2 separate regions of the Homo sapiens genome follow, and region 1 is linked to region 2. The links are chromatin loops, found by intact Hi-C in ENCODE. Cell type or tissue: chondrocyte. All regions are shown on one strand. Each heading gives the region's core, and the rest is flanking DNA. Links, peaks and the distances in the headings are about the cores only.

Evidence for each region. Peaks named below come from ENCODE experiments on the same cell type or tissue, not always from the same donor. Only the 100,000 strongest peaks of a DNase experiment are listed, where the experiment ranks them.
Region 1: it touches region 2 in a loop (5-fold over the local background); 2 of 110 quality-filtered maps call a loop at or near these places.

The regions. Positions count from the first base shown.
Region 1 is chr4:13,769,011-13,785,580 of GRCh38, forward strand. All of the region lies in intron 2 of LINC01182 (long intergenic non-protein coding RNA 1182), which reads left to right. It overlaps LOC101929048 (a long non-coding RNA gene), which reads right to left. Exons shown (of 5, transcript XR_925415.3): 4 at 16,537-16,570. Among named protein-coding and RNA genes, the nearest start is that of LINC01182, 120 kb to the left of the region's middle. In chondrocyte, for the core only: no CTCF peak of the experiment used is centred there; no DNase peak of the experiment used is centred there.
Region 2 is chr4:13,822,762-13,839,331 of GRCh38, forward strand. LINC01182 (long intergenic non-protein coding RNA 1182) reads left to right here. Exons shown (of 4, transcript NR_121681.1): 3 at 7,019-7,086. All of the region lies in intron 2 of LOC101929048 (a long non-coding RNA gene), which reads right to left. It overlaps LOC107986182 (a long non-coding RNA gene), which reads left to right and starts at 10,114. Exons shown (of 4, transcript XR_001741382.2): 1 at 10,114-12,972; 2 at 14,583-14,640; 3 at 15,602-15,698. In chondrocyte, for the core only: no CTCF peak of the experiment used is centred there; no DNase peak of the experiment used is centred there.

The DNA of each region.
Region 1 (16,570 bases), core at 3,173-11,172, 56 kb before region 2:
TCCAAATTGTGGTCTCCAAATATCATTTCTTACTAAGGAGCTTGGGCTTCTTTGAGAAATGGTTGATTATAAGTGTGGGACAAAAAACACATAAGATGAGTTATGTGTCTCATTGCATCTCACTAGAACATCTCATTGCATCAGAAAGCAAGGAAGCTATCAAAGGCCCTTGGGACCATGTAAAATTAACTTAGGAACAATATGAAATTGCTTCCAAAGGCTAAATATGGAAGTTTAACATCAAAAGAACCCATCACCTGAGCAGTATACAGTGCACCATATTTGTAGTCTTTTATCCCTTGTCCCCTTTCCACTCTTCCCCCCAAGTCCCCAAAGTCCGTTGTATCATTCTTATGCCTTTGCATCCTCATAGCTTAACTCCCACATATCACTGAGAACAAACGATGTTTGGTTTCCCATTCCTGAGTTACTTCACTTAGAATAATAGGGTCTAGTCTCATCCACATCACTGCAGATGCTGTTAATTCATTCCTTTTTATGGCTGCTTAGTATTCCATTGTGTGTGTGTGTGTGTGTGTGTGTATATATATGTATATATCACAGTTTCTTTATTCACTAGTTGATTGATGGGCATTTGGGTTGGTTCCATGATTTTGCAATTGTGAATTGAGCTGCTATAAACATGCGTGTGCAAGTACCTTTTTCAAATAATGATTTCTTTTCCTCTGGGTAGATACCCAGTAATGGGATTGCTGGATCAAATGGTAGCACTTTTAGTTCTTTAAGGAATCTCCACACTGTTTTCCATTAGTGGCTGTACTAGTTTACATTCCCACCAGCAGTGTAGAAGTGTTCCCTGTTCACTGTATCCTGGCCAACATCTACTGTTTTTGTTTGTTTGTTTGTTTGTTTTGACTTTTTGATAATGGCCAATGTTGCAGGAGTAAGGTAGATTACATTGTGGTTTTTTGATTTGCATTTCCCTGATCATTAGTGATGTTGAGAATTTTTTCATAAGTTTATTGGCCATTTGTACATCTTCTTTTGAGAATTGTCTATTCATATCCTTAAGCCACTTTTTGATGGGATTGTTTGTTTTTTTTCTTACTAATTTGTTTGAGTTTGTTGTAGATTCTGGATATTAGTCCTTTGTCAGATGTATAGATTGTGAAGATTTTCTCCCACTCTGTGGGTTGTCCGTTTACTCTGCTGACTATTCCTTTTGCCATGCAAAAGCTCTTTGGTTTAATTAGGTCCCAGCTATTTATCTTTGTTTTTATTGCATTTGCTTTTGGGTTCTTGGTCATGAACTCCTTGCCTAAGCCAATGTCTAGAAGGGTTTTTCCAATGTTATCTTCTAGAATTTTTATAGTTTCAGGACTTAGGTTTAATTCTTTAATCCATCTTGAGTTGATTTCTGTATAAGGTGAGAGATGAGGATCCAATGTCATTCTCCTACATGTGGCTAGCCAATTATCCCAGCACCATTTGTTGAAAAGGGTGTCCTTTCCCCACTTTTGTTTTTGTTTGCTTTGTTGAAAATCAATTGGCTGTAAGTATTTGGGTTTATTTCTGGGTTCTCTCTTATGTTACATTGGTCTATGTGCCTATTTTTATACCAGTACCATACTGTTTTGGTGACTATGCCCTTATGGTATAGTTTGCAATCAGGTAGTGTGATGCCTCCACATTTGTTCATTTTGCTTAGTCTTTCTTTGGCTATGCGGGCTTTTTTGGTCCTATTTGAATTTTAGAATTTTTTTTTTAACTCTGTGAAGAATGACGGTGGTATTTTGATGGGAGTTGCATTGAATTTGTCGATTGCTTTTGGCAGTACAGTCATTTTCACAACATTGATTCTACCCATCCATGAGCATGGGTTGTGTTTCCATTTGTTTGTGTCATCTATGATTTCTTTCAGCAGTGTTTTGTAGTTTTCCTTGTAGAGGTCTTTCGTCTCCTTGGTTAGGCACGTTACTATGTGTTTTATTTTCATTTTTTGCAGCTATTGTAAAAGGGGCTGAGTTCTTGATTTGATTCTCTGCTTGGTTGTTGTTGGTGTCTAGAAGAACTACTGATTTGTGTACATTGATCTTGTATCCAGAAACTTTGCTGAATTCTTTTATCAGTTCCAGGAGCTTTCTGGAGGAGTCCTTAGGGTTTTCAAAGTAAATGATCGTATCATCAGCAAACAGGGACAGCTTCACTTCCTCTTTACCAATTTGGATGCCCTTTATTTATTTTTCTTGTCTGATTGCTCTGGATAGGACTTCCAGTACTATGTCAAAGAGGAGTGGTGAGAGTGGGCATCCTCGTCTTGCTCCATTTCTCAGAGGGAATATTTCAGCTTTTCTCCATCAGTATTATGTTGGCTGTGGGGTTGTCATAGATGGCTTTGATTATCTTGAGGTATGTCCCTTGTATGCCGATTTTGCTGACAGTTTTAATCATAAAGGAATGCTGGATTTTGTTGAATGCTTTTTCTGCATCTATTCAGATGATCATGTGATTTTTATTTTTAATTCTGTTTATGTGGTGTATCACATTTATTTACTTGCATCCTGCATCCCTGGTATGAAACCCACTTGGTCAAGGTGGATTATCTTTTTGATATGTTGTTGGATTTGGTTAGCTAGTATTTCGTTAAGGATTTTAGCATCTATATTCATCAAGGATATTGGTCTGTAGTTTTCATTTTCTGGTTCTGTCCTTTCCTGGTTTAGGTATTAGGGTGATGCTGGCTTCATAGAAGGAGTTGGAAGGGGGGTTCTTTCTTTCTCTAACTTGTGGAATAGTGTCAAAAGGATTGGTACCAATTCTTTTGAATGTCTGGTAGAATTCTGCTGTGAATCTGTCTGGTCCTGGACTTTTTTGTTGTTGGTAATTTTTAAATTATCATTTCAATCTTGCTGCTCCTTATTGGTCTGTTAAGGTATCTGATTCTTCCTGATTTAAACTAGAAGCATTGTATTTTTCCAGGAATTTATCCATTTCTTCTAGGTTTTCTAGTTTATGTGCATGAAGGGGTTTATAGCAGCCTTGAATAATGTTTTGTATTTCAGTGGTGTCAGTTGTAATATCTTCTGTTTCATTCCTTAGTGAGGTTATTTGGATTTTCTCTCTTCTTTTCTTGATTAATCTTGCTATGAATCTATCCATTTTATTTATCTTTTCAAAGAACCAGTTTTTGTTTCATTTATCGTTTGTATTTTTTTTTTGTTTCAATTTCATTTAGTTCTGCTCTGATCTGGGTTATTTCCTCTCCTCTGCTGGGCTTGGGTTTGGTTTGTTCTTGTTTCTCTAGTTCCTTGAGGTGTTACCTTAGAATTGTCTGTTTGTGCTCTTTCAGACTTTTTGATGTAGGTGTTTAGGACTATAAACTTTCCTCTTATCACCACTTTTGCTATATCCCAGAAGTTTTGATAGGTTGTGTCATTATTGTCATTCAGCTTGAAGAATTTTTAAATTTCCATCTTGATTTAGTGTTTGACCCAATGCTCATTCAAGTGCAGGGTATTTAATTTCCATGTATTTGCATGGCTTCGAAGGTTCCTTTTGGAGTTGATTTCCAGTTTTATTGGAGTTGGTCTGAGAGAATGCTTGATATAATTTCAATTTTCTTAAATTTATTGAGGCTTGTTTTATGGCCTACCATATGGTCTATCTTGGAGAAAGTTTCATGTGCTGCTGTATAGAATATGTATTCTGCAGTTGTTGGATGAAATGTTCTGTATATATCTGTTAAGTCAATTTGTTCCAAGGTATAGTTTAAGTCCATTGTTTCTTTGTTGACTTTCTCTCTTGATTACCTGTCTAGTGCTATCAATGGAGTATTGAAGTCCTCCACTATTATTGTGTTGCTGTCTATCTCATTTCTTAGGTCTATTAGTAATTGTTTTATAAATTTAGGAGCTCCAGTGTTAGGTGCATATATGTTTAGGATTGTGATATTTTTCCTGTTTGACAGGGCCTTTTATCACTATCTAATGTCTCTGTCTCTTTTAACTACTGTTGCTTTTTTTTTTTTTTTAAGATGGAGTCTCGCTCTGCAGCCTAGGCTGGAGTGAGTGGCATGATCTTGGCTCACTGCAAGCTCCACCTCCCGGGTTCATGCCATTCTCCCCCCTCAGCCTCCCAAGTAGCTGGGACTACAGGCGCCCGCCACCATGCCTGGCTAATTTTGTTTTTGTACTTTTAGTAGAGATGGGGTTTCACTGTGTTAGCCAGGATGGTCTTGATCTCCTGACCTCGTGATCCACCTGCCTTGGCCTCCCAAAGTATTGGGATTACAGGCGTGAGCCCAGCGCCTGGCCAACTACTGTTGCTTTAAAGTTTGTTTTGTCTGATATAAGAATAGCTACTTCTGCTTGCTTTTGGTGTCCGTTTGCATGCCTGCTCACTTTTGGTGTCCATTTACATGAAATGCCTTTTCCCACCCCTTTACGTTAAGTTTATGTGAGTCCTTACGTGTTAGGTAAGTCCCCTGAAGGCAGCAGATTGTTGATTAGTGAGTTCTTATCCATTCTGCAGTTCTGTATCTTTTAAGTGGAGCATTTAGGCTATTTACGTTCAATGTTAGTATTGAAATGTGAGGTATCATTGCATTCACTGTGCTCTTTGTTGCCTGTGTACTTTGTTTTTTTGTTTTTGTTTTTTTGTTTTTGCTTATTAGTTTGTATTTTTCTTTTATAGGCCTTGTGTGAGTTATGTTTTAAAGAGGTTCTGTTTCAATGTATTTCCAGGATTCATTTCAAGATTTGGACCTCCTTATAGAAGTTCTTGTAGTGGTGTCTTGGTAATGGCAAATTCTCTGAGCATTTGTTTGTCTGAAAATGATTGTATCTTTCCTTCATATATGGTACTTAGTTTTGTTGGATACAAAATTCTTGGCTGATAATTGTTTTTTTTTTTGAGGAGCCTGAAGATAGGTCCCCAATCCCTTCTAGCTTGTAAGGTTTCTGCTGAGAAATCTGCTGTTAATCTGATAGGTTTTCCTTACAGGTTACCTGGTGCTTCTGTCTCACATCTCTTAAGATTCTTTCCTTCATCTTAACTTTGGATAACCTGATGACAATGTGCCTAGGAGAAGATCTTTTTGTGATGAATTTCCCAAGTGTTCTTTGTGCTTCTTGTATTTGGAAGTCTAGGTCTCTATCTAGGCTGGGGAAGTTTTCCCCAATTATTCCCCCAAATATGTTTTCCAAGCTTTTAGAATTGTCTTCTTCAGGAACACCAATTATTCTTAGGTTTGGTAGTTTAACATAATCCCAGACTTCTTGGAGGGTTTGTTCATATTTTCTTATTCTTTTTTCTTTGTCTTTGTTGGACTGGGTTAATTCAAAGACTTTGTCTTTGAGCTCTGAATTTCTTTCTTCTACTCATTCAATTCTATTGCTGAGACTTTCCAGAGCATTTCACATTTCTAAAAGTGTGTCCAAAGTTTCCTGAATTTTTAAATTTTTTAAGCTATCTATTTCATTGACTATTTCTCCCTTTACTTTTTGTATCATTTTTTTGGATTTCCTTGCATTGGGCTTTGCCTTTCTCCGGTGCCTCCCTGATTAGCTTAATAACTAACCTCCTGAATTCTTTTTCAGGTAAATCAGGGATTTCTTCTTGGTTTGGATCCATTGCTGGTGAACTAGTGTGATTTTTTTGGGGTGTTGAAAGGCCTTGTTTTGTTATATTACCAGGGTTGGTAATGTAACAGGTAATATTACAGGGTTGGTACAGTATTCAATGAATTTCATAAGATATTTAACACTGTATTATAAAATAGGCTTTGTGTTGTTGATGATTTTGCTCAACTGTAGCCTAATGTAAGTGTTCTAAGCACTTTTAAAGTAGGCTAGGCTCAGCTATGATGTCTGTAGTTTAGGTGTATGAAATGCATGTTTGACTTATGATATTTTCAACCTGCAATGAGTTTATGACATAACCCCATAATAAGTTGGGGAGCATCTGTATATCCATTAGGTGAAATGTTAATGGGGGACTTCATGAAAGGTACAACAACTGACAACACTGATTAATCTTAACATCATGTAAATAGAAGCAATCAGACATTAGGTGCCTCCTGATAGAACCTCACTTTATCATAAAAGTTGACAGAAATTGAATTTCAATGTGATCAAACCTCTAAATCTACCTAACAGCTTCTAGGAAATACAGGAGATAGAGGAACATACTAAACAACATCTCAGGCATGCACTTGGAAAAATCTAGACTGTGAAAAACTCTGCTGAAATAATTACAGATTATTCCAACAAATAAGTTGTAAGGGAAAACAAAAGAGATGAAAAAGCCTATAGATAAAGAAAAAAATAATAAAAGACAGATTAACCACTGTAATAAGGAAGAGGAGGAGCTTTGAACAGATTGGATACTTGATAATACATTAGGGTTAGTGTATTAGTCTGTTCTCACACTGCTAATAAAGACATACCCAAGACTGGCTAATTTATAAGGAAAGAGGTTTAATTGACTCACAATTACACATGGCTGGGGAGGCCTCACAATCATGGCTGAAGGCGAATGAGGAGCAAAGTCATGTCTTACATGGTGGCAGGCAAAAGAGTTTGTGCAGGGGAACTCCCCTTTATAAAACCATCAGATTTTGTGAGACTTATTCACTATCATGAGAATAGCATGGGAAAAACCTGCCCCCCATGATTCAATTACCTCCCACTGGGTCCCTCCCTTAACATGTGGAAATTACAGGAGCTATAATTCAAGATGAGATTTGAGTGGGGACACAGCCAAACAATATCATTTTGCCCTGGACCCTCCCAAATCTCATGTCCTCACATTTCAAAACCAATCATGCCTTTCCAACAGTTCCTCAAAGACTTAACTCATTTCAGCATTAACTCAAAGTCCATAGTCCAAAGTCTCATCTGAGACTAGGCAAGGCAAGTATCTTCTGCCTATAAGCCTATAAAATCAAAAGTAAGTATTAGTTACTCCCCAGATACAATGGGGGTAAGACACTGGGTAATCCATTCCAAATGGGAGAAATTAGCCAAAGCAAAGGGCTACATGCCCTATGCAAGTCTGAAATCCAATAGGGCAGTCATTAAACCTTCAAGTTCCAAAGTGATCTCCTTTGACTCCATGTCTCACATTCAAGTCACACTGGTGCAAGAGGCAGGCTCCCACAGCCTTGGGTAGCTCTGTCCCTGTGGCTTTGCAGGGTACAGCCTCCCTTCCTGGCTGCTTTCATGGGCTGGCATTGAGTGTCTCTGGGTTTTCCAGGTACACAGTGCAAGCTGTTGGTGAATCTACCATTCTGGGGTCTGGAGGACATTGGCCCTCTTCTCACAGCTCTGCTAGGCACTGCCACAGTGGAGACTCTGTGTAGGGGCTCCAACCCCACATTTCCCTTCCCCACTGCCCTAGTAGAGTTTCTTGATGAGATCCCTGCCCTTGCAGCAAAATTCTGCCTGGACATCCAGGCATTTCCACACATCCTCTAAAATCTAGGTGGAGGGTCCCAAACCTCCATTCTTGACTTCTGTGTACCCACAAGTGTAACACCACATGTAACCCACTAAGGTTTGGGACTTGTACCCTCTGAAGCAATGGACTGAGCTATACTTGGCCCCTTTTAGCCATAGCTGGAGCTGAAACAGCTGGGATGCAGGGCACTATTTTGGAGGCTGCATAAAGCAGGATGGCCCTAAGTCTGGACCATAAAACCATTTTACTCTCCTAGGCCTCCAGGCCTTTGATGGGAGGGGCTGCCATGAAGCTCTCTGACAGGCCCTGGGGACATTTTCCCCACTGTCTTGCTGATTAGCATTTGGCTCCTCATTACTTATGCAAATTTCTGCAGCCAGCTTGAATTTCTTCTCAGAAAATGGGTGTTTTCTTTCCTGTTGCATCATCAGGCTGCAAATTTTTCAAACTTTTATGCTCTGTCACCTCTTGAATGCTTTGCCATTTAGAAATTTCTCCTGCCAGATACCCCAAATCACCTCTCTCAAATTCAAAGTTCCACAGATCTCTATGAAAGGGGCAAAATGCTGCCAGTGTCTTTGCATAGCAAGAGTGAACTTTACTCTAGTTCCCAACAAGTTCCTTATCTCCATCTGAAATCAGCTCAGCCTGAATTTTATTATCAATATCACTATCAGTATTTTGGTCAAAGTCATTCAACAAGTTTCAAACTTTCCCACATCTTCTTGTCTTCTGAGCCCTCCAAGTCTCTAAGAAGCTCCAAATTTTCCCACTTTTTACTATTTTCTTCTAAGCCTTCCAAACTGTTCCAACCTCTGTCTGTTACCCAGTTCCAAAGTCACATCCACATTTTCAGATATCTTTACAGCAGCATCCCACTCTTGGTACCAATTTACTGTATTAGTATGTTCTCAGGCTGATAATAATGGCATACTGAAGACTGGGTAATTTACAAAAGAAAGAAGTTTAATTGGCTCACAGTTCCCCATGGCTGGGGAGGCCTCACAATCATGGCTGAAGTTGAATGAGGAGAAAAGTCATGTCTTACATGGCAGCAGATAAGATAGTATGTGCAGGGGAACTCACTTTGCTAAAACCCTCAGATCTCAGGAAACTTAGTCATTGTCATGAGAACAGCATGGGAAAAACTCACCCCTATGATTCAATGACCTCCCACTGGGTCCCTCCCATGACATGTAGGAATTATGAGAGCTACAATTCAAGATGAGATTTGAGTGGAGACACAACCAAACCATGTCAGCTAGTGTATTTTTTTGACGTAATAATATTATTAATACACTTTTATAAAGAGACTTTTATCTTTCAGAGAGAAATACTGAAATAATAAATGAAATAATATATCTAGAATATGTCTCAAAGCAATCTGGAATGAAGAAATGGGGGCATATGAATGAAACAAGAGCCATCATGATTAATAATTGTTGAAAGTTGAAAATGCATACATAGGATTTTATTATATTATTCCCCCTGCTCTTATATATGTCTGTAATTTTCCTAATAAAAATTTTAAAACCAAACAGAAGAACAGTAGTGGCCATACTGTCTTTCCATGGAATTTCTCCACATCCTGCTTCCCAAGCTTCTCTTTGAACCCTCTTGCTCCTTAGTGCCAATCTTGCTTCCATTTGCTGGTCATGTCCTCTTCCTCCAGGTCCCGCAGGTTGATGACTTAGTTGGACAAGCTGTCTGGTTTTAATTTCCATTTTGCCCTTGAATGCTGTCCCTGTTTTTTTTTTTTTTTCTCCCCAAGAGGCCAGCTTCCAGCTTTATTCCAGGCCTTGCCCCACCCTCAAATACACTAACAGAAGTATCAACCCCATGCTTTCAGAGCCTATGTTCTTTGTCCCAGGTGCTCACTCAACTGGGTTTGGAAATTGTTCATTTTCTTTCCTTTCCTTCCATGTAGCCAATAGAATATGTCTTGGAGGTATGACTTATTTGGGAAGGCAAATAATTTTAAGAAAAGTAAAGAACATAAGGCACTAGGGAAGGCACACATGGTTGGGTAAATTGAAAGTTCCCATCCTACCCCATTCCCAACTCTCTGCCATGCCTTCTATCAAAAGTGAAATATAAAGATTGGAAAAGAGGCATTTTGGCATGGTGCCATCTTTTCCAGAGGGGTTGGCAAGAACTATCCTCAGTTAATATGGGAGGCTTTAAAAAGAGTGTCAGCCCAGGGGAAGATGAATAAATTGTTTGCATGATAGGGTGACTGTATTAGTCCATTTTCATGCTGCTGATAAAGTCATACCCAGGACTGGGAAGAAAATGAGGTTTAATTGAACTTACAGTTCCACGTGGCTGGGGAGACCTCAGGATCATGGCAGGCAGTGAAAGGCACATCTTACATGGTGGCAGCAAGAGAAAATGAGGAAGAAGCAAAAGCAGAAACCCCTGATAAACCCATCAGGTCTCATGAGACTTAGTCACTATCACGAGAATAGCACAGGAAAAACTGGCCCTCATGATTCAGTTACCTCCACCTGGGCCCCTCCCACAACATGTGGGAATTCTGGGAGATAAAATTCAAGTTGAGATCTTGGGGGCGGGGGGTGGGACAAAACCAAATCATACCATTTTGTCCCTTGCCACCCCCAAATCTCACGTCCTCACATATCAAAACCAATCATGCCTTCCCAACAGTCCCCCAAAGTCTTAACTCATTTCAGCATTAACCCAAAAATCTACAGTCCAAAGTCTCATCTGAGACAAGGCAAGTCCCTTCTGCCTAGGAGCCTGTAAAATCAAAAGCAAGTTAGTTACTTCCTAGATACAATGGGGGCACAGGTATTGGGTAGATACAGCCATTCCAAATGGGAGAAATTGGCCAAAACAAAGGGGTTACAGGGTCCATGCAAGTCTGAAATCCAGCAGTGCAGTCGAATTTTAAAGCTCCAAAATGATCTCCTTTGACTCCAGTTCTCACATTCAGGTCTTGCTGATGTAAGAGGTGGGTTCCCATGGTCGTGGCAGCTCTCCCTCTGTGACTTTGCAGGGTACAAAGCCTCCCTCCTGGCTGCTTTCACAGGCTTGTGTTGCATGTCTGCGGCTTTTCCAGGTGCACGGTGCGGTGCAAGTTGTCGGTGGATCTACCATTCTGAGGTCTGGAGAACGGTGGCTTTCTTTCCACAGCTCCAGTAGGCGGTACCACAGTAAGGACCCTGTTTGGGGGCTCCGACCCCACATTTCCCATCTGCACTGCCCTAGCAAAGGTTTTCCACAAGCGCCCCACCCCTGCAGCAAACTTTTGCTTGGGCATCCAGGCATTTCCATACATCTTCTGAAATCTAGGCAGAAATTCCCAAACCTCAGTTTTTGACTTCGGTGCCTCCGCATGCTCAACACCACATGGAAGCTGCCAAGGCTTGGGGCTTCCACCCTCTGAAGCCACAGCCGGAGCTGTACCTTGGTCCCTTTCAGCTACAGTTGGGATGGCTGGGACACAGGGCACCAAGTCCCTAGGCTGCACATAGCATGGGGACCCTGGGCCCGGCCCACACAATCACTTTTTTCTCCTGGGCTTCTGGGCCTGTGATGGGAGGGGCTGCCATGAAGATCTCTGACATAGCCTGGAGACATTTTCCTCATGGTCTTGGGGATTAACATTAGGCTCTTTGCTACTTATGCAAATTTCTGCAGCTGGCTTGAATTTTTCCTAAAAAAAATGTTTTTTTCTTTTCTACTGCATCATCGGGCTGAAAATTTTCTGAACTTTTATGCTCTGTTTCTCTTTTAAAATGTAATGCCTTTAACAGCACCCAAGTCACCTTTTGAATGCTTTGCTGCTTAGAAATTTTTTCTGCCAGATACCCTAAATCATCTCTCTCATCTTCAAAGTTCCACAAATCTCTAAGGTTGGGGCAAAATGCTGCCAATCTCTTTGCTAAAACATAACAAGAGTCACTTTTGCTCCTGTTCCCAACAAGTGCCTCATCTCCATCTGAGACCACCTCAGCCTGGACCTTATTGTTCATATCACTATCGGCATTTTGGGCAAAGCGATTCAACAAGTCTCTAGGAGGTTCCAAAATTTCCCATATTTTCCTGTCTTCTTCTGAGCCCTCCAAACTATTCCAACCTCTGCCTGTCACCCAGCTCCAAAGTTGCTTCCACATCTTCAGGTATATTTTCAGCAATGGCCCACTCTACTGGTACCAATTTACTGTATTAGTCCATTTTCATGCTGCTGATAAAGACATACCCGAGACTGGGAAGAAAAAGAGGTTTAATTGGACTTACAGTTTCACATGTCTGGGGAGGCCTCAGAATCATGATGGGAGGCAAAAGACACTTCTTACTTGGTGGCAGCAAGAGAAAATGAGGAAGAAGCAAAAGCAGAAACCCCTGATAAACCCATCAGATCTCATGAGACTTAGTCACTATCACAAGAAGATTACAGGAAAGACCAGCCCCCATGATTCCATTACCTCCCCCTGGGTCCCTCCCACAACACATGGGAATTCTGGGAGATACAATTTGAGATTTGTGTCGGGACACAGCTAAACCATATCAGTGATCAACCATCCCTGTTTGCCCCGAAGTGAGGCTCATCTCAAGACACTGGATTTCCAGCTAAAAACAGACAAGTACCAGGCAAGCCTGGACAGATTGATCACACAATAGTAAAACCAAGGATATATTTCTTAAAAAGATATCGGTCAAGTCATGTGGGTAGATAATTTCTTTTATCATTGGAGATGAGTCTGTTTACTTTAGGATAAAATTAATAATTCTTGTGATACAGCATGTTTGTTCTGGAGTAATTGCCTAGAGACAGACAAAGCTGGTTGGGAGATGGATATAGATTTAGAACACTCATTCTCTTTTTCCAACTCATAAGACCATCTTCCATGGTTCTCTACTTTAAAACTAACAGAAATCCAGGCAATGAAAATCTCCAATAACACTTTGCTGAAGGCTTATAGTTTGAAATAACAATGTCAATATTAAACTGAAAATATAATTACTGAAAAGAGTTTACAATTCCTTTCCAGTTGCTATTTTTGTTCTTAGAGGGATGTACTGTAAAATTACTGTGCTCCGGAAGTCAATGGAAATAATTCTTTTCTCTGAGTGGTTAAGCACTAACTCTAAACACAATTAGCTTCACTTGCTTCATTTTGCTTTTGATAGTTAGGATTTCTCATTTCAAAAATTTAAGAACTTTAAAAAATTTGATCCTTGCCTAAGAGAATGACAGTGGGGGTTGGGAAACTGTTAGCTTGGCCAGGAGGTAACTTTGACTCCTTTGTTCTTTCACCCTAAAGCTCCACCCTTTAGCATAGAGGTTAATTTTGTGTTTGTAAAATGGATAGCAGATTGTTTTTCCTTTCCATAGAAACAGCATAAGTGGGAAACATTTGAGCTCTTCAAATGGGACTTACGTCTTATCAGGAATACATAAAATATATAGGTTCTGTGGAATGGCTTCAGGAGACTGTCAGGCTGTATCCCACACCATGTCAATGCAATGTGAATTTTTCTAGCTAGAGTGTCCATAACTTTCACCAGATTCCAAAGGAAACTTGAATCCAAAAACAAAGATTGGAACCAATGTCTTAGAATGGTGAAGGACAAAAGGAGAATCAACAGAAGTGCCTTGCACCAAATGACAGAGGAATAAACACTCTTGACACATTTCATTGTATTGATTCTGAGGTCTAGAATTTTTAACATCACAAATTGGAGTGAATCTTGTAACTGATATAATCCTAGATCAGATGAAGTATAGTAATCCTTTGTAGATTTTGTTGACTTTATTTTATAATTCTGCACTTCTTAGTAAGAAAGCCTAGTTGTCACAAATGAGACATCAAAATACTGTCAAAAGAGCTTTGGCTTCGGAGCCAGGGGACTTAGAATTCCTGGCCCTGCCGCTTTTGAGCTGAGTGAGCTTTAGTAAATGATTTCCTCTTTCCAGGCCTTTCTTTCCACATCTACAGACTATGAAGGTGTAATCAGCTGGTGCCTCAGAGTGCCTTTAAGGGCACCTGGGTGGGAAGGGAGTGACAGGTGGGTGAGATTTCATAGCTCCCCCAACCTTCTTCAACCTGGAGCAGTTCTGTGTTACCTGTTTTACAAAGCAGACTTGTTTCTAAGGTTGTTTTTTGTTTTGTTTTGTTTTGTTTTTGAAGAATGATTTCTGTTACTAGGGAAACAGAAAAATTAAAAGACCATCCAACTGGCATTTCCAGTTGTGGGTCTAAAGAGTTTTATGAATGTGTTCCTGGATTTTTGTACCTTCCTTTTAATGATACCAATTGACTTACCGTTTGAGAGATCTACAGTAGAGTGATAAGAAGCACAGATGTTGGGTAAGATAGACCTACCTGGACAGTTATCTTTGCTGTGTGACATTGGGCATATAATTATAACAATGGGAATAATTTTGGTACCTCTTTCAAAAGATTGTTTTGAGACACCAAGAAGATAGTTCATGGAGAAGGTTCATACAATGCCTAACAAATACGGATCCTCAGTGATCACCAACTGGTGGTAGTATTTCTGTCTCTTGGGTCTAAATGAGGGGAAGGATCTTTATTCCTCCTCACCAGAGTATCTACATTGGAATTCAAACCCCCTAATTCCATCACATAGAAAATCTTTCAGATCCTTGGACCCATAATCAACCCTTAAGAGACATTTGCTGCTGCAGATGACCTTAGCATGCTGGAGAGATCATTATGCATATAGCAAACACTTTCAGACAGGCAGGAGACCTAAGATAAAGGCAGAATGAGGTTTAATTTAAGAAATGTTCATTGTGGCCTTAATGAGAGCACACAGGTGTTAAGATGTGGTCTCTGCCATTTAGGAGCTGGCAGACCAACTAGGTACTTAGGTGACCCAGCAGTAAACGATATGCCAGGAGCTCACAGCAGGACTGAGTGACCCCTACTTGCAGGTCTGAGGGTAATTGGAGGAAATGATGTTTAAATCAAACTTTGCGGGAAGAGGAGAATGATCACAGGTGAAACAGTGAAAGGGAGGAGGCCATCTTAGTCAGGGAAAGGCAAAAACCAGGAGTCCCCTACAAAATAACAATAAATAAAATAAAGGAGTGATTAAGCAAAATCATAGTTAACATTGCTTCTTAACTGCTAGGTACTTATAAAACACTTTATACGCATTATTACTTGTAGTTCATGTAGTCCTTAACCAACTCTGCAAGATAAATTTTATTATTATATTATCCCCATTCTACAGATGAGGAAAAGGAAGCACAGAGAATGAAGTATCTTGCCCAAAACCGAACTGGGGCCAGTTTATGGATAGAGAGGAGCACTATGCCTCCCACCAGTCAGGGAAAGAATGCTGGTTCTTCCTAATAGGTTAGAGTTACTTGACTGCAGAAGTATCAACATTTTAGGCTGGATAATTCTTTGTTCTGCAGGGCTATTCTGTGCATTATGGGACTGTTAGCAGCATCACTGGCCTCTACCCACGAGACGCCAGTAACACTTCCTTCCCTGTTTGTGACAAACAAACACGTTTCCAGACATTTCTTAATGTCCCTGGGGTTGGGGGCAGAGTGACCCCAGCTGGGAACCACCATTGCAGGCAGGCTTATGCTAGGCACTGGCTTGTTGCTCTGCATGAGCAGAGCTGAAGCCAGGAGAAATTCTCTCTGCTGTGCACAAAATTGTCTCCAGCAAACTTTCGGCTTTAAAGTTGTTCATTTCAGCAGCTGGGGTCTTGATTTTCCCAAGGTGACTCATACAGATACAGTCTGTGGGAGTCAGTCGGTTATCTGTTCTGACAAGGCCCCTTGTGTGTTTGAAGGAGGTGTGGCCTCCAAACCATCAAAGCATGCCGGGTGCACAATTACATCTCCGCATTGTGCTTGCCAGGGCATGACAATTGGAACACTGTGATCCAAGGCTTGTTTTGTTCTGACCAGCATCAGAAGTTCAGAACGTTAGCTTGAGTAGCAAAATTGATTATATATTCTATTTGCTACAAGCCTACCAGCTAGTGCATCGATTCACCCTTTCATTTTCAGAGTCCACCTCTACAGACAACACTTATGTAACATTCTGAAAGGCGTTTTCCATGGTGATTAAGCTTTGCAGAGTAGGTTTGAGTGGTTTATCTGCATTACCAGTATCTCTTTCTTGGGACTTTGGAAGAGACACCCTGGGTAGGCCCAGCAGGTGGAGTTTTTGGGGTTGGGGCTGGACTACAGGAGAAGGAGAAAGCAGGGAGGAACAGTGTGGAAGGAAAAAACTGAAACTCAGAGGAACAGGGTAAAGATTTTTCTCCGTAAAAGTACCAAAAGCAGGCCGGGCGCGGTGGCTCATGCCTGTAGTCCCAGCACTTTGGGAGGCTGAGGCGGGTAGATCATGAGGTCAGGAGATGGAGACCATCCTGGTCCACATGGTGAAACCCCGCCTCTACTAAAAATACAAAAATAAGCTGGGCATGGTGGCATATGCTTGTAGTCCCAGCTACTCAGGAGGCTGAGGCAGGAGAATCATTTGAACCCAGGAGGTGGAGGTTGCAGTGAGCCAAGAACACGTCACTGCACTCTAGCCTGGGTGACAGAGCAAGACTCTGTCTCAAAGAAAAAAAAAGTTCCAAAAGCAGATCCTAAAACCAGAGACTGAGCCACACTCTTGGATAGGGGAAATGAGAGCATGGGGAAGGAATCAGAGGTGGTTGAGCAGAAGAGTCACTGCCTGTAGAGACATTTGTTAGACAAACATTTAATGAGCACTAGCTATGAGCCAGACACGGGGCTGTGCAGCCTCAGAACAAATCCATGCAACAGTTTCTACCATTCTGGAAATGGAGGTAGAGAGCGGTTGAGTTACCTGTTCAAAGTCATTTGGCTGGAATGTAGATGGGCCAAGGTAAGGATTCAGGCCTGTCTGACCCCAGAACTCAGGATTTGAACCACTGAGGTATGTACCACTCTGAACAGGGCACACCTCGGGGTGGAGTCTGGGAGATCTGACCCAATTTAAGGGATAAGGAACAAGGAGGAACATAATATTATTTCAACCATCCTCCCAGGGGCAGAGGCAGGGGAGAAGGAAAAGAGGTCCCTGTGTACAACTACTGGAGCTGAGAGAGGGATATTGGTTTACATACCTCCTGAAGAAGACACAGGTAGGATCCTGAATGC
Region 2 (16,570 bases), core at 5,823-13,822:
TAAGGCATTCTGGAAACTGACTTGTACTCAAGTTTCCTGTGATAAGTGCAACAAGAATGATTTCTGAGGCTGTTTAGAGTGAAGCTTTGCCACTCCATAGCTGTGTAATCTTGGTCAAATTACTGAACTCACTTGAATCTCTGTTTAAGATACAGAAAATGACTGTACCTGACTCAAGGGGTTGCTGAGAAGTTAAGGGATTATGGAGGTCAAATACCTGGCCCACAGCAAGGACTCGATAAAGGACAATTGTTATCACTGCGCATGAACAGCTGTAAAGGCTTGGAATTAGAAGTCATTTCTTCCCACTGGATGACAGGAGCAGAGAAACCTTCTCAGAGGAGGTTACCTTGACTTGGGCATTACAGGACAGGCCTCTATTCTTGGGAAATGATCTTTTTCTATCTGTTAGAAAAATACTTGATTGAGACCCATTTAACAAGTCTTTTGTGTAAAGACATTACTTTCCCATTAGAAAAGTTTTATTCTGGAACTTGTGAGTTCATGTCAACATATTGAAAGTGAGAGTCATAAAAAGGCAGCTGAGTGACAGGATGCAGAAATGCAACCAATATGAAATTCAGTTCAGTTCTTTTACAAACCTTCCCCTACAGTAACAAAGAGTGGGCTCTGTAGTCAGGCAGAAAGACTGCATTGGACCCTGGTTCCTCCATGTATTAGATGTGTGCCTCAAATAAGTGCAGTAAACCCTGTGGGTCTCAGTCCTTCATCTATGAGTTAGGAAGAACATTTCCTACATCTTGGGGATAATGCTTATAAAGCACTTAACATGATGCCTGGCTAATGAAGGACAGCTGAAAACATAAAATTAATGCACCCAAGACTGGTTTCTTCTTGCATAATTGCTTTGGTTAGTGGCACATTGTGGGGAGAAAGAGCCCTGTGTCCAGTCCTGGGCTTGTCCCTAACTCAGCAATGGCCATAGGCCAGTCGATTGCCCATTCTTTCTTTCCATTTTCTCCTCTGTAAAATGAATATTGGCACCAAACCTGGGTGCTTAGACCTTTTCTGTAGCCCAGAGGAGGTCCTAGAAGCTGCTCCAGGTGTTTTCATTGTTCCAAAAAGCCTTCTGGATACCTTATGGGTAGGCTAAATAAAAGTACACAGGCTAGGAAAAATGATTTTTGTTGTATCATTCCTTTGTTTAAAATTCTCCAAGGCTCTCCATTTTTCTTGGGGGTAAAGGCCAGTGTCTTTCCAACACCATACATGGTCTTGCACCATCTTTTTTTTTCCTCAGCCCCACTACCTTTGTGGATCATCTGAGACTGTCCTAGGATTTTGCCCAGTCTGCACTAAGTGACTGTTTCTCAGATACTCTGGGCATGCTTTGGTTTTCCAGCCTTTGCTTAGAATGCTTACCTTAGAATGATATTGTATGAATGACTCTTACCTCCTTTAACTAGCACCCCATGAATCCTATTGATATGGTTTGGCTCTGTGTCCCCACCCAAATCTTATCTTGAATTGTACTCCCATAATTCCCATGTGTTGTGGGAGGGACCCAGTTGGAGATAATTTGAATCATGGGGATAGTTCCCCCATACTGTTCTCATGGTAGTGAATAAGTCTTATGAGATCTGATGGTTTTAACAGGGGTTTCTGCTTTTGCATCTTCCTGATTTTCTCCTGCCACCACCATGTAAAAAGTGCCTTTTGCCTCCCATCATGATTCTGAGTCCTCCCCAGTCATGTGGAACTACAAGTCCAATTAAACCTCTTTTTTCTTCCCAGTCTCATGTGCGTCTTTATCAGCAACATGAAAACAGACTAATATAGTAAATTGGTACCAGGAGTGGGGGTGTTGCAGAAAAGATACCTGAAAATGTGGAAGCAACTTTGGAACTGGGTAACAGGCAGAGGTTGGGACAGTTTGGAGGGCTCAGAAGAACACAGGAAAATGTGGAAAAGTTTGTAACTTTCTAGAGACTTGTTGAATGGCTTTGACCAAAAGCCTGATAGCAATATGGAAAATAAGGTCCAGGCTGAGGTGGTCTCAGATGGAGATGAGGCACTTGTTGGTAACTGGAGCAAAGGTGACTCTTGCTATGTTTTAGCAAATAGACTGGCAGCATTTTGCCCCTGATGTAGAGATTTGTGGAAATTTGAACTTGAGAGAGATGATTTAGAGTATCTGGTGGAAGAAATTTCTAAACAGCAAGGCATTCAAGAGGTGACTTGGGTGCTGTTAAAAGCATTCAACTTTTTAAGGGAAGCAGAGCATAAAAGTTTAGAAAATTTGCAGCCTGAAAATATGATAGAAAAGAAAAACCGATTTTCTGAGAAGAAATTCAAGCCAGCTGCAGAAATTTGCATAAGTAATGAGGAGCCAAATGTTAATCCCCTAGACAATGGGAAAAATGTCTCCAGGGCATGTCAGAGGTCTTCATGGCAGCCCTTCCCATGACAGGCCAGGACATCTATGAGAAAATGGTTTCATGGGCCTGGCCCAGGGTCCCCATGCTGTGTGCACCTAGGGACTTGGTGCCCTATGTCCCACCCACTCCAGCTATGGCTGAAAGGGGTCAACATGGAGCTCGGGCCGTGGTTTCAAAGGGTGCAAGCCCCAAGGTTTGAGAGCTTCCACATGGTGTTCAATCTGCAAGTCCACAGAAGTCAAGAAGCAGGGTTTAGGAACCTCCTCCTAGATTTCAGAAGATGTATGAACATGCCCGGATGCTCAGGCAGAAGTTTGCTGCAGGGGTAGGGTCCTAATGGAGAACCTCTGCTAGGGCAGTGCAGATGGGAAATGTGGGGTCAGAGCCCCCACACAGAGTCCCTACTGGGGCACTACCTAGGAGAGCTGTGAGAAGAGGGCCACCATCTTCCAGACCCCAGAATGGTAGATCCACTGACAGCTTGTACTGTTTGCCTGGAAAAGCCACAGACACTCATGCCAGCCTATGAAAGCAGCTGGAAGGGAGACTGTATCCTGCAAAGCCCCGGGGGCAGAGCTGCCCAAGACCATGGGAACCCACCTCTTGCATCAGCATGACCTGGATGTAAGACCTGGAGTCAAAGGAGATCATTTTGGAGCTTTAAAATTTGTCTGCCCCACTGGACTTTGGACTCAAATGGGCCCTGTAACCACTTGGTTTTGGCCAGTTTCTTCCATTTGGAATGGCTGTATTTATACAAATCCTTTATCTCCATTGTATCTAGGAAGTAACTAGCTTGCTTTTGATTTTACAGGCTCATAGGTGGAAGGGACTTGCCTTGTCTCAGATGAGACTTTGGACTATGAACTTTTGGATTAATGCTGAAATGAGTTAAGACTTTGAGGGACTGTTGGGAAGGCATAATTGGTTTTGAAATGTGAGGACATGAGATTTGGAGGGGCCAGGGGCAGAATTATATGGTTTGGCTCTGTGTTGCCACCAAAATCTCATCTTGATTTGTACTCCCTTAATTCCCATGTGTTGTGGGAGGGACCCAGTGGGAGAGAATTTGAAGCATGGGGGTGGTTTCCCCCATACTGTTCTCATGGTAGTGAATAAGTCTCATGAGATCTGATGGTTTTATCAGGGGTTTCCGCTTTTGTATCTTCCTCATTTTCTCTTGCCACCACCATGTAAGAAGTGGCTTTCACCTCCTGCTATGATTCTGAGGCCTCCCCAGCCATGTGGAACTGTAAGTCCAATTAAACCTCTTTTTCTTCCCAGTCTCGGGTACATCTTTATCAGCAGTGTGAAAATGGACTAATACACCTATGCTCAGTACTCTTAAATTACAGCCTCCCTTCCCCACATTCATCACCACTATCCCCTGACATCTCATGACTCCCTCTCTTACCTTGCATTGCATTTTCCAGTAGCACTAATCATGACATGATATACAATGTAATTTGCTTTTTCTTGGTAAATTTTGTTTTGACTTTATGTTTAAACTAGAATTAATGCTACACGAGGACCTAGAATTTTGTTCACTGTTGTATCCCAAGTATGGCAAACAATGCCTGGGTCATAGCAGGTATTTACTGTATTCATGATTATTGAGTGAACGGAGACACTTTGGCTGGAAGTCTATTAACTCAGTAAAAGCACATGGGTTATTTCTTGAAAGAAATTCCTATTGGAAATTCTAAATACAAAAATGGGGAAACAAAGTATTTCTTAATAAATATAGTTTGCTTAACATGAACACAAAAGATTGCTAGACACAATCTTTCAAAGGAATATAGGTGAATATTAGTGAAGTCATAGACTCTTGATGGTGAATGTTGTAAACGAAAATATCTTCTAAGAGTCCACTAGATAACTAAAATTTCTTTCCCTTTTTTTTTTTTTTTTTTTTTTTTTTGAGACTGAGTCTCGCTCTGTCACCCAGACTGAAAGGCTGAAGTGCAGTGGCATGATCTCAGCTCACTGCAACCTCTGCCTCCTGGGTTCAAGCAATTCTCCTGCCCCATCCTCCTGAATAGCTGGGATTACAGGCATGCACCACGATGGCCATCTAATTTTTGTATTTTTAGTAGAGACAGAGTTTCACCATGCTGGCCAGGCTGGTCTCGAACTCCTGACCTCAGGTGATCTGCCCACCTCGGCCTCTCAAAGTGCTGGGATTACAGGTGTGAGCCACCATGTCTGGCCTGAAATTTCTTAAAAGTGTGTGAATGTGAGTTGTGGGGACTGTCAAGGGGAAGTCAGAATTGTGCTTTCTGAGCAGAGACCATCATATTGAACCCAGTGTCATAGTAGGTACTCAGTAAATCTTTATGGATCTGTTTTGAAATGAGTTTAGATAAAAATACTGTCTCATTTTTTTAAGCAAGACTGGGAACTTAAGGAGAAATATTTTTATTATTTTATTAAGTGAAATAAACCAAGGAGACACAATATTTTATGCCCTGATTATCTCTCTTCATCAACTTGCCCTTTGTTACCATGGGGAAACTAGAGGCAATAATTAAAGAATTAAACCTCCTTTATTCACTTATGCAGTGCACACTATCACATGCCATTTGATGTTTATTTTCCCGATGAAGGGAGTTTAACTTATTTATTTTTCTTCTCTTGGGGCCTAGTTGTCTGACCCACGGAAGCCTCCAGGTTTGGCTGGAAATGGCCTCCATTTTCACTCTCCTATGGACTCACTCACCTATGGGCAGGTAAAGAAATGTGCCGGGTGATTTAATGAAATCAAATCTTCATCCACCTTGGCTAGCAATAGATGGAGAAGCTCCCCATGGTTAGCAGGGAGTTCTTTCTTATCCCTGAGACACACTTTCTCTTTGCATCCAACAAAGCTGGTTCCAGAGACTGCAGATCTTATTTTCACACAAGTGTCCAAGGTGAACCTAAATCCACTCCTTTATTCCCCATGGTACAACCAAGGCATGAAAGAATGATTAACAGGGCTCCCAGATAACAGAAGCGAATTAACTCTAGAGGGTACCACTTGACATTTTATTGTATGGGATACCTGCTACCTAACAGTAGTCTCAATTTTCCTACAACCTATCTCCCTACCCTGCCCTAAGTCTAAAAGCTATCTTGAGTCAAGGGCCAGTTTTCTGCCACCTTCTTTTTCAATATGTTCAGATGCATTAAAATCTTAACTAAAGAGAGTGGGCTCAGAGAATGATGACCATTCCTTGGTCCTGCCCATCTAATCCTTGCCTTACAAGGCTGGGTTTTCTATAACAGAACCTGCCTCTTCCTTGATGTCTAAAACTGGGAAAAGTCAGACCCTTTAGAATGGACAAAGTTTTTCTTCTCCCAAGGATGTAAACTTAGTTTACAGCTCTGACTAGCAAGCCCTCCTGAGCAGAGTGTGACACACTCCCACCCTCATACGATACCTCTCTGTGCCTCAATTTCTCATAAGCAAAATGAAGATATACTGGTACCTCTTCGGTTTTAAGTACTAAATATAAATGACTTTTAAAAAGTACCAAGCACATAGTAAATGCCATTTAAATTCTAACTGCCATTGTATCTTTAGGCTCAAACACAAGTAACCCTAATATAAGCTGGGGCTTTATATGAGGCAGTATTTTGGGGGAGTTATATTCAAAGCAGCACAGACTGACAACCCAAACATAGCTTAAGATAACTCAGATTTTTACTCTTGATCTTGAGAAGCATCCAGGAAGAGGAAATTTGTTATAATCACAAGAAGAGAACCTATGATTGCCAAATGTGTTCTGGGTCTGATCATGGGGTATTGGATACATGGCAGCAAGTCCAGGGCTGAACTGAAGGTGTGTGTACTGGTAGAGAACATAGAAAGCAGGTGCAGTGACAGAATGGACAATACATCTTGTAGTAAAGTGAAAACAGTAGTAATAGCTAACATTCATTCAATGATCACTAAGTTCTAGGCACTGCACTAAGATATTTATATACACTGATCTCATTTAATATTCACAACATTACAATGAGGTAGGCATTATTAATACCTCTATACTTCTACTGTGCCTGTTTTATAAGTAAGGAAGCTGAAGATCAGAGAGGTTAACTTACTAAACTGAGGCCACACAGCTTCTAAGTGGCATGGCTGGAAACTTCCAAAAAAAATATATCTGTCTGATTCAAGAACCCAATCATCCTATTAAGAGTCAGGCATTGTAAAATGAATTAGATGCCAAACTCAAAGAGCTGAAGCTGACAGGTGGTTAGAAATGGGAAGTATTAGTCCAAGTGGAGCACTATAGTTTAAATATGTTTCCCAAATTTCTTGTGTTGGAAACTCAATTCCCAAATCCGTATGTCAGTTGGAGATGGGGTCTTTGCAAGGTAATTAGGATTAGATAAAGTTGTCAGGGTGGAGCCTCCACTATGAGAACAACAGCTTCATAAGAGAGGGAGAGAGACCTGAGCTGGCATGTGTGCTCTTGCCCTCTCGCCATGTGATACCCTCTGCCATGTTATGACACAGCAAGAAGGCTCTCACCAGATGCCAGCATCATGCTCTTGGAACTCCCAGCCTCCAGAACTGTGAGATGAATAAAATTCCTTTCTTTATAAGTTACCTAATCTGTGATATTCTGTTACAGCAACAGAAAATGGGCTAAGACATGGAGCAAGGGGCAGAACGACTCTTGAAGATGCTGAGCAACTTCTGGTATGTTTGCTTATTTTATACACACTTTGCCATTCTCTTGGGATATGAATTTTTATGCTTAAAGCAACAATACTACATGCAATGCTGGGGAAAATATCTTGTAAGTTATGGTGCATGTCTTGTTTGTTTCATCCTTCATTCTACAATGAATACAGAATGTGCTACCACTGAATCATGTACTGTGACTACAGATTTAAAGAAACTCTGTTACCAAGGACCTGAGTCCAGGGGAGGAAAACAACATTTATTATACAATGAAATGAGAGATAAAACATAGTTCACGATGAGAAGGAAGCCTTGGTCTGCCTCTGGGAGTGAGGTAGGCTTCCTGGAGGAGGTAACCCTTGAGGACAGCTCTGGAAAAAGGAGCAGGAATTTGTCAAGTGCATAAGGGATGTGGAGGAAGGCATTCCAGGCACAGAAAATTGCCCTTCCTGTCTGAATTCCACATCGTTCTTGCCTGTGTTAAAATGCTCAGGTATTTGCTAAACATGCTTCTTACCAGAGGCAATGCTGCTTTTTTAAAGGACATAATTAATTAGGTCTCAGGATATTGGTAATCAGGAAGAGTGTAGCATTGATGATATTTTCCTCAGACTTCCAGCACGCATGCTAGCTACGTGCCCCTCCCTCACTGGCTTCAGCCTGTGCCCAGAGGCAGTTTGACCCTCACATTTTCCTGTCTTGCTTTTGGCCTTGAGAATCCAGGTGTCAGTAGGTGCCTTTGCCTCTGTTTGATGGAGCTGTGTTTTGCCTCCTTTCCAGTTGGTGCCCTCCTTGGCTCTGGCAGGTGTCCAAGCCCTGTTGTTCTCCCTGCACGGGGCGGCTAAGCAATGCTTTGTAAATTATGCACCAGTCCCACAATGTTTGGGGAGCCTGTGGAACCCTTTTGTCTACATGGAGGTAAATTATTTAGCAAAGGCAATTTAAATGATTCAGAGGGGATGGCGTGAAGTCTGGCTGTGGAACAGCTTGTCTGTGGAAATGTAACTGACCCTGGCGTGCGGAGGACTCAGCTCCAAAGCAGAGCCGAGCACATTTTACCTGCTCCCTAGATCCTGTAGGTTCCATGCCCTGCCTGTCTCCAGACACTGTCCCACGTTAATAATCATTATAATTTAAAAGTCTATGATCTCATTTGGTGCTTGTTTCGCGTCTGCAGCAGGGAGGTTTATAATAGTGTGGTCTGGGGAAGCAAGCTGGGTCTGGACAGGTTTTGTTATGAGTCCTGCTTTTCTAACCTGCGAGACCTCAGTTTCCTCTTCTGTAAATTAGGGATAATAAAAGCAACTTTTAATTGTTAACATCTCCATTTGACTATCTAATCTAAGGAATCTGGCCAAGACAAGCTCCTTAATATTCTGCCCCATGCTGTCCACAAACCTGCCCTAGGAATAGTGTCTCCATCTCAGTAAATGAGAACTTTTTACTCAGTTACTCAGGACCCAGCCCTGCACATCATATTTGATTCGCTTCTCTCCTGCAGCCTCCACAGTGAATCTCTTCACTGGTCCTGTCTGCCCTACTCCCAAACACATAGCCCGTGGGATCCTTCTCACCAGGTCTTCTGCAGCTCTCCAGCTGAAGCCTCTGTCAGTTCAGCTGTGCTGTTGAAAAGCCCCTTACTCATTCTCCTGCAGCTGCCTTTACTTCTCCAACCCTGTCTCATCCCCACCAAGCAATCAAGACCTTCTTTAAAAAATAAACAATAATAAATAAATTGGACGATATTCTTCCCTTCTTAACCCTCTGATGGCTGCTACTTACTCTTAAAATAGAATCCATGGCCTCTTTTAAAAAAAAATCACCTATGGGCCTTACATGACTGGGCTCCAGCACACCTCTCTCCACTTAACATTAACCCCACTGGCCTTGGGATTCTAGAACATCCCAAACATGTTCCCACATGAGGGCCTTTGCTCTCGTTGGCCCCTGAGGCTGGACTGGTCCTCCCCTGGCTTGGCTAGTTCCATTTCAATGTCCAGGCATCTGGGGAAATGTTACATCCTCACGGGACTTCCCTGACAATCTTGAAGAGTCACCTTCCTGTCACACTGTAGTGGTTTTATTTCCTTCATGCCACTTATCCCTACATTCAGTTCTGATATTGAGCTTCATGGTTTGTGCACCATCCCCTCCACTGGAAGACAGCTCCTTGCAGGATGGGCTTTTTTCAGTGTTATTCACCATGGTAGCCCCAGGTAGGGTCATTAGATAAAATACAGGACAACCAGTTAAACTTGAATTTCAGATAAACAACAATTATCTTTTTAATAAAAAAATATTGCACAGGGCATACTTATGCTAAAAAAAAAAAGATTTGTTGTCCCTGTATTTTTACTTACTAAATATGGCAACCCTAGTCCCTTCAGAACTGTCATCTCTGTTGAGGCTTTATAAATACTTGTTGAAAGAAAGAAAGAAATAGTGAGTGAGCAATGAGAGGTGATCATCACATAAAATCTGCAGACTGAATTGCCTTTATCTTTTTGCCTTCATATTCCTAGTGTCTTGTCAATGCTTGACATATGATCTTTTTCCCCTTCCTGTTATATTGTTAGTTTCATTTTGCAGTTGGATAAATAGGGTTAGAGAATAGGAGGCTTTTCCAGAGTTAAGCAGCTAGAGATAACATCATAAATATAGAAGAAAGTGGCTTCTGAAAGGTGTGTTAAATGTGTAAAAGCTTACTTCCCTTCTCCCATAAAAGAAGTTGGCGTAAAGGCAGTCTAGGCTTGGCATGGTGTTTCCGAGACCATGCTTCAATCTTTCTCCTCCAGAATCATCAGACCAGTTTCTAACCTCAAGTTTACTGCATGGTCCTACGATGTCTGCTGGAAAGCCTGTCATCACATTCACATTCCAGGCAGACAGCAGGCGCAAGTGGATGAGGACAAAGATCATTTATTCCCTCCCCTTTAAGACCCTCCTGAAAGTCAGTCACACATGACTTTTCCCACTTCATTGGCCAAAACTTTATCTCTTGACCACTCCTGGCTATAAAGCAGCTGGCAATGCCATCATTTCAGGGGTTTATATGTGCTGTTCTAAATACTGGGGTCTGTTCTTACGAGCAGAAAAGAATGAGAGAATGGATATTGGGAAGCAAGAGCAGCCTCTGCTCCAGCTAGAGAGGGGCAGAAAGACCCTGGTGTATCCTCAGACTGCTGTACCCTATGCCTGCTCACAGGACAGACAAGAGCCTTTTAAGGGTGAAGACAGGACTAGACCCCAGCCTCCTGGTCACATGACTCAGAGATCTCCCATATCCTTTTACCTTCTGTTGCATGGAGTGGAATGGGTCGGAGTTTGAGATGTGGATCTTTGTGTTAGTCTGAGACTTTTTCTGTGTGGGAGAGATTGTATCCTACACACAGTCTAGAAGACATTGGGGAGGCCCTGAAGCAATTACTATTGCTAGAAATAAAGTGTAGAGACAGAAGTGGGGATGGGATGGTACTAGAGAGTTAGGCACAAGTCGAGTGATGAGAGGTTGAGTCTGGTCTGCACAGGATCCTAATAGATCTTAACAGGCTGCAGCAATGGTCTAAGCATAATGAGGCAAAACTGAAACTGAACAGGAACAGAACATGTTACACCCGAGTCCAAAAGAAAACTAACAAGATGCACTGATGTGACTTAGTATCTTCAGGATAAAAATGACAGAAGCACTTCAGTAATATCAGCCATAATGTGTAAGGGAGTTATTTTGATCTCAGCCTGCAGGAGCAGAGAATTTCAACGAGGTGAGAGGCATGCTTTGCCATGCACAGGCTAGACCACACTTGTCATGCTGCATGTAGTTCTGAAAAGGACAGACCAAAGTTTTAAAAGGAGAGAAGCCAGGATGGGATTGAAGAATCCTCAGGTTGTATATTTAACATTTTTATCAGTCACTTAGGTCACGCCTGCTTACCAAATTTGTGGATTACTCTAATCTGACAGAGGTGGTAGATACAGTGACAGGCAGAATCAGTCAAATAGAACAATGAGCCAATGCCAGGCTATGAAATTGAAAACAGATCAAGGTATCTCACCCCCAAAAATGATAAGTATGTGAAGTAATGCATATGTTAATTAGCACTATTTAGCCATTTCAGAAAGCCTGCTTATTTCAAACAACATGCTGTACACAATAAATATATATAAGATCTGTGTCAACTAAAGAATTAAAATTAAAATTAAAAGTCAAAGAAAAAAAAAGAAAAAAGTTTGGAAGAGCAATCCATTGTTCAAGAAAGGGATGAGAGAGACCTGGTACAATGGCTGTTCTAACAAATCAGCACTTTAGTGGGCAGCAGGGCTCATCAAAGTACCAGTGTGTCTGTGTGTGTCCCAGGCTGGTGGATGGTGGGCTTCCAAGGAGCCTCCAGGCAGCACTGATATTCATGACTTCACCCAAGCCAGGATTTTGACCTTGGCTTTGTGGGTTTAGATTTTCAAAGTGTTTGAGTTTCCTGGACTTGGGGAGGCTGACTCTCACTAACAATGCTTTTAGGAGACTGCAGATGCCGAAAGTATTGATTTTCAGCATGAATTCTACTTGTTAGGTACCTTAAACCTGATCAGCATACATATGGTTCTTCTTCCATGTAAGAAAACCACATGAGGAACCAAATAATACCTCTAAGGAGTTTTGAGGAGGATGGAACTGAAAAGAGGGATGTGAGTAGTGTGACTCGAATGCTGTTAGAAGAGTCTGATGTGTCCTTCTTCCTCAGGTGAAAGTTCTCAGACTGAAAACATCTAGATAACCTCTAGCTATGCTAAGCCACAGGCACTTTTATAGGCCTAGAACCTATTTCGTGTCTTTAAGGTGACTTGACAGAGTGTGGTTTTGTCCTCTTATTTTTTGACATATTCTGCAACTCAGGAAACAGTCTTGTTTCCCTTTCTCTATAGCACTCGAGGTGCATCAGTCTGCTCCTCCCTTTGCCTCAAGGTCCCACAGTGGCAAGGGGAGAGGAGACCAGTCTGGGGGGTCTGCTTATTAAGCCTTCATTGCTGTCTACCCCAAGAAAACTCAGAGTCACTGTCTCCTAGGCACTTCTCAGGTAGAAAGAAATCTTTCCTTACCCTCCAAATCTGCTATCCTTCAGGGATGGATTCTCGGGTACCTTCGACCAGCTCCCTGCTCTGTTCCAGCTTCCTGGGCATAAAGGCAAATAATCCCAACGTGTTTGGCTTTGACTTTTTCTCATGGCCTCCTTTCCCAGTGGGTGGCCATATATATTCATTCACATGTCCAAGGGGATTCCTCCTTCCATCCCCCGTTTATTGATGTTCTTGTCACATCTCCCTTAGGAGCTTGTTGTGTCAGTCAAGGTCCCAGCAAGAAACAGATGGCACACTTACACTTGGATAATGTGAAATGAATTTAATAAAGGACTACTTACAAAGCTGGGAGCAGGGCTTAGGGAAACCACGAAGAATAGTCAAATGCCAGAGGACTATGAAATCTAGGTGCTATTGTAGGCCTGAAAGAGTGGAGAGAGGGGAAAGAGAGCCAGAAGACTGCGGGGGCTATGCGGAAGAAACATAGGATTCCTGGCTTTCAACAGAACTGGCCCATGGAAACCCCACGGCAATAGTAATAAATGCCACACCCTCACTCACTTCTCTCCTTCCAATCTCCTGCTGATGCACAACACTGGCCATGTGCAGTTGGTAGTCAGTGGTCAAGGGAGCCCAAGAGTGTGGTTCAGGTTCAGCTTCCCCAGGGAATAGCAGGGTGGACAAAGATAGAGAGTGGATTTGGATAGGCAAATAGAATAATCCAGTAAAAACACTGAAGGCTAGACTTTGTTGTTAATACCTGTATTTTTTGGTTTCCCATCCCACACATAGTAGGTTTGCAGCAGTTGACTTGGCCATGGATTTCTTTGGGTAAGGAGATGATCTTTGATCCCTGTATTCCAGGGCCTATCCCAGTACCCCCAAAAGATGCTCCATAAATGTTTATGAAATGACTAGTGAATGAATGAATGAATAAATGAAGTGAGCTCAGTGGGAATTTTCCCTTAATTTTGCTCACTGTTTCACTCCTTGGAAGTAGCCACTTCTCTGCTTCACTTGTAGGCCAGATCCAGTTATTAAATTTCTAAATTATCCTTCTGTCTATGGGGCTGACTCTCTAATGAGGTCTTGTAAGTCTTTGCTTCCATCCTCGGAGTCCAGACAAGGAGCTCTTGCCTCAGGCACAGCCTCTGTTCTCTGGGATGTCTCACCTTTTTAGCAGGGAAGCGTTCTGTGCCAGATGCTTAACTTGTGTCCTCCTACCAGGGAGATTCCATGAGGAACCTTCTCTGTTCACTTTAGGCAGATTGGATTGGCTTCTCCTTGCTGTACTTCTAGCTAGATTAACTGTTAAACAAATATCTATTACTTATCTGTCATATTCTAGGCACTGTGCTAGGACATGAGAATGTTCAAGTGGGTAAGATACAGTTTGACATAAGGGACAAAGTGCTGCAGTCCAGAAGGAGAGAAGACAAATAATAAATAATTATTTTACAGGGTAATACATGCTATGTTATTATGTTATTATTCTATAATAATTATGGGAGCACAATGGGTGAGGAGGGCACTGTGGGAGCCTGGGTGAGGAGCGCCAACCCACCCGGAGGCGCAAGGAAAGCTTTCTGGAGGAGTTAACACCTGATCTTGTAGGATGGGAAAGAGCAAGATATTAAAGATAAGTGATTCCAAGTCAAGTGGTGAGCAAGATCAAAATGACAGACACTTGACATAGCATGATGTGTGCAAGGAAACATGAACTAATCTGTATTATTAGTGATAACAGTTGAGGAATGGGGGGTGAGAGGCAGATGGAGGGGCAGGCAGGGTTTAGGGTGTGGAAGGCATGGTAAGCTGAGCTAGGGACTTTGTAGGACATTAACTAGAGTGAGGTGAATAAGGCCTATTTTAGGCACAAAATGTAAAAGGGCTTCAAGGTCTCAGTAACTAGGATAAGTAATATTAAATGCAATATTTTAAACAAAATTAATGCAAAAACCCACAGTGAAAAAAAAATAAAATTTTAAGATAAATAGTATTGAGTGAATTCTTATAATTTCATGTTGCTTCAGTATCCATTTTGAATATAACTTTAACTTTCTCATACCAGAAGCAGGCTTAGTCACCCTTGGTGCAGTATCCAGTTTTACAACTCCTCCTAGTTCCTTAAGGTGGTCAGTTCAGCTCTCTGGCTTATATAACTCGTGATAGTTACCTCTCCATGAGACAGCCAGATACAACTGACCTAATTAGCCCCACTGACCTCCACACCCCACATGGACTGTGCAGGTGTGCCACAGTGGCCACCTCTTAGTCACAGCGTGACCCCCATGAAACTAATGCCTGCTTGTACCACCAGTTAGACCTCCCCACAGGAAACCTGCTTGAGTAACTCCCAGGACCCAATAAAGAATTTGGCTTACAGGTCCCCTTCTCTCTCTCTTGCTCCCCACCTGCTGGCTGAATGCACGTGTCCTCAGTGGCTTCCCCCTTTCCAGTGACCCTGGGAGGCATACTGCCCCCTGCACTGTGGAATCTGTAAGTAATAAATATGTCTGTTATTTCATGCTCGGTGTTGTGCTGCCTCCTCCTGTGTCTCCCCTGACAGACAAACATGAGCCTAACTTCTTTCCTGGTCAGGGCTCTCCTATGGAGTGGCTATCTTGGTAGGAATAAACTAAACACAGCTTAGACAAGAGCCACAGGGACATCTGTGAATAAAAGCAAGTTTTCTGTATGGGGAACACCTGGCCATGGCCGGACACTTAGGCATTAGGCAGTCTACCAGGATAAAGATGTATCCCTTGAAAGGCATGCTGTAAACATCCAGAAACTGCCTTCCCTGGAGCCCTGTCGTCAGGGCAGGGCTAGAGTTTATAGCCACTCTCCAGGGAGAGACTTCAAGACCAAATTAGAAAGAATTTGTATCTTTAATATTTACAAAACACTATGTTACTGATTTTTTTCTTTTGCCTTGGGCATCAACATGGCTCAGCATAGCATTATTACTGAGTCTGTCTTTATTGCAATAAAATGTTACTTATCCCTTCAACAAATGGTGCTGGGACGACTGCATATCCACATGCAAAAGAATGAAATTGGATCCCTGCCTCATGCCATACACAAACATTAACTCAAGGTAGATCATAGACCTAAATGTAAGGGCTAAAACTGTTGAACTCATAGAAGGAAATGCCAGAGTAAAACGGTGTGGTCTAGGGTTTGGCAATGATTTCTTAGATATGACACTAAAACTGCAAGTGATGAAGGATAAGATTTTTAAGTTTTACTTTATCAAAATTAAAAATTGTGTGCCTCTAAGGATATCATTAAGAAAGTGAAAAACAACCTATCACCCTTCTGCTCTATTCTATAGCCATCTATTGCTCTTAAAATAAACTCCAGTCCTCCTGCCATGACCTCCCAGTCCTGCAGAGGACCTCTGCCAACCTCTCCAGCTCCATCTCATCTTTTCTCTCTCTGTTTCTTGCTCCACCAGCTCAGCCACTTGGGTCTCCTTTGCCAAGGAGTGTCCTCCCTCTGGAACTCAATACCAGCTCTTTCTTCTTCTGGAATCTTCTCTCAGCTCTTTTAAGGTTAGTTCTTGCTTTTTCGCATTTCATTACACTGTTACATTTTGTGAGACCTCTAAAGGGACCTTCCCTGCTTACAATCAATATCATCACTCAGTGCATTGGTTTTCTATTACTCCTGTAACAAAGTGATACTCACATGGTGGCTGAAAACAATGCAGACTTAGCTGGATGTGATGGCTCATGCCTGTAATCCCAGCAACATGGGAGGCTGAGGTGGGAGCTTCGTTTAAGGCCAGGAGTTCAACATCAACCTGGGCAACATAGAGAGACTCCATTTCTAAAAAACACAAATTAAAAAAAAAAAATAGCCAGAGTAGCTGAGGCAGGAGGATCTCTGGAGCCCAGAAGTTTGAGGCTTCAATGAGCCAGATCGTGCCAATGCATTCCAGCCTGGGTGACAGAGCAAGACCCTGACTCAGGAAACACACGCATGCACGCACACACACACACATACATTTACTGTCTTCAGTTCTGTATGTTAGAAATCCAACATATGTCTCAGTGGGCTAAAATCAAGGTGTTACAGGGCTGCATTACTTTTCATAAAGGACATTTCATTTCCTTGCCCTTCCCAGCTTCTAGAGGTTGCCTGTATCCTTGGCTCATGGCCCCTTCCTCCGCCTTCTAAGCCAGCAAAATTGTATCTCCGACCATTCCTCTGTAGTCACTTTGTCCTTGGACTCTCCTCTTCTGCCTCCTTCCTTCACTTTTAAGCACACTTGTGACTATCATGGGCCCACCCAGCCAACCCAGAATAATCTCTCTATCTTAGGGTCAGCTGATTAGCAACCTTAATTCCAGCTTCAACCTTATTTCTCCTTTGCTGCATAACCTGACATATTCAGAGGTTCTAGGTATGAAGACATGGACAT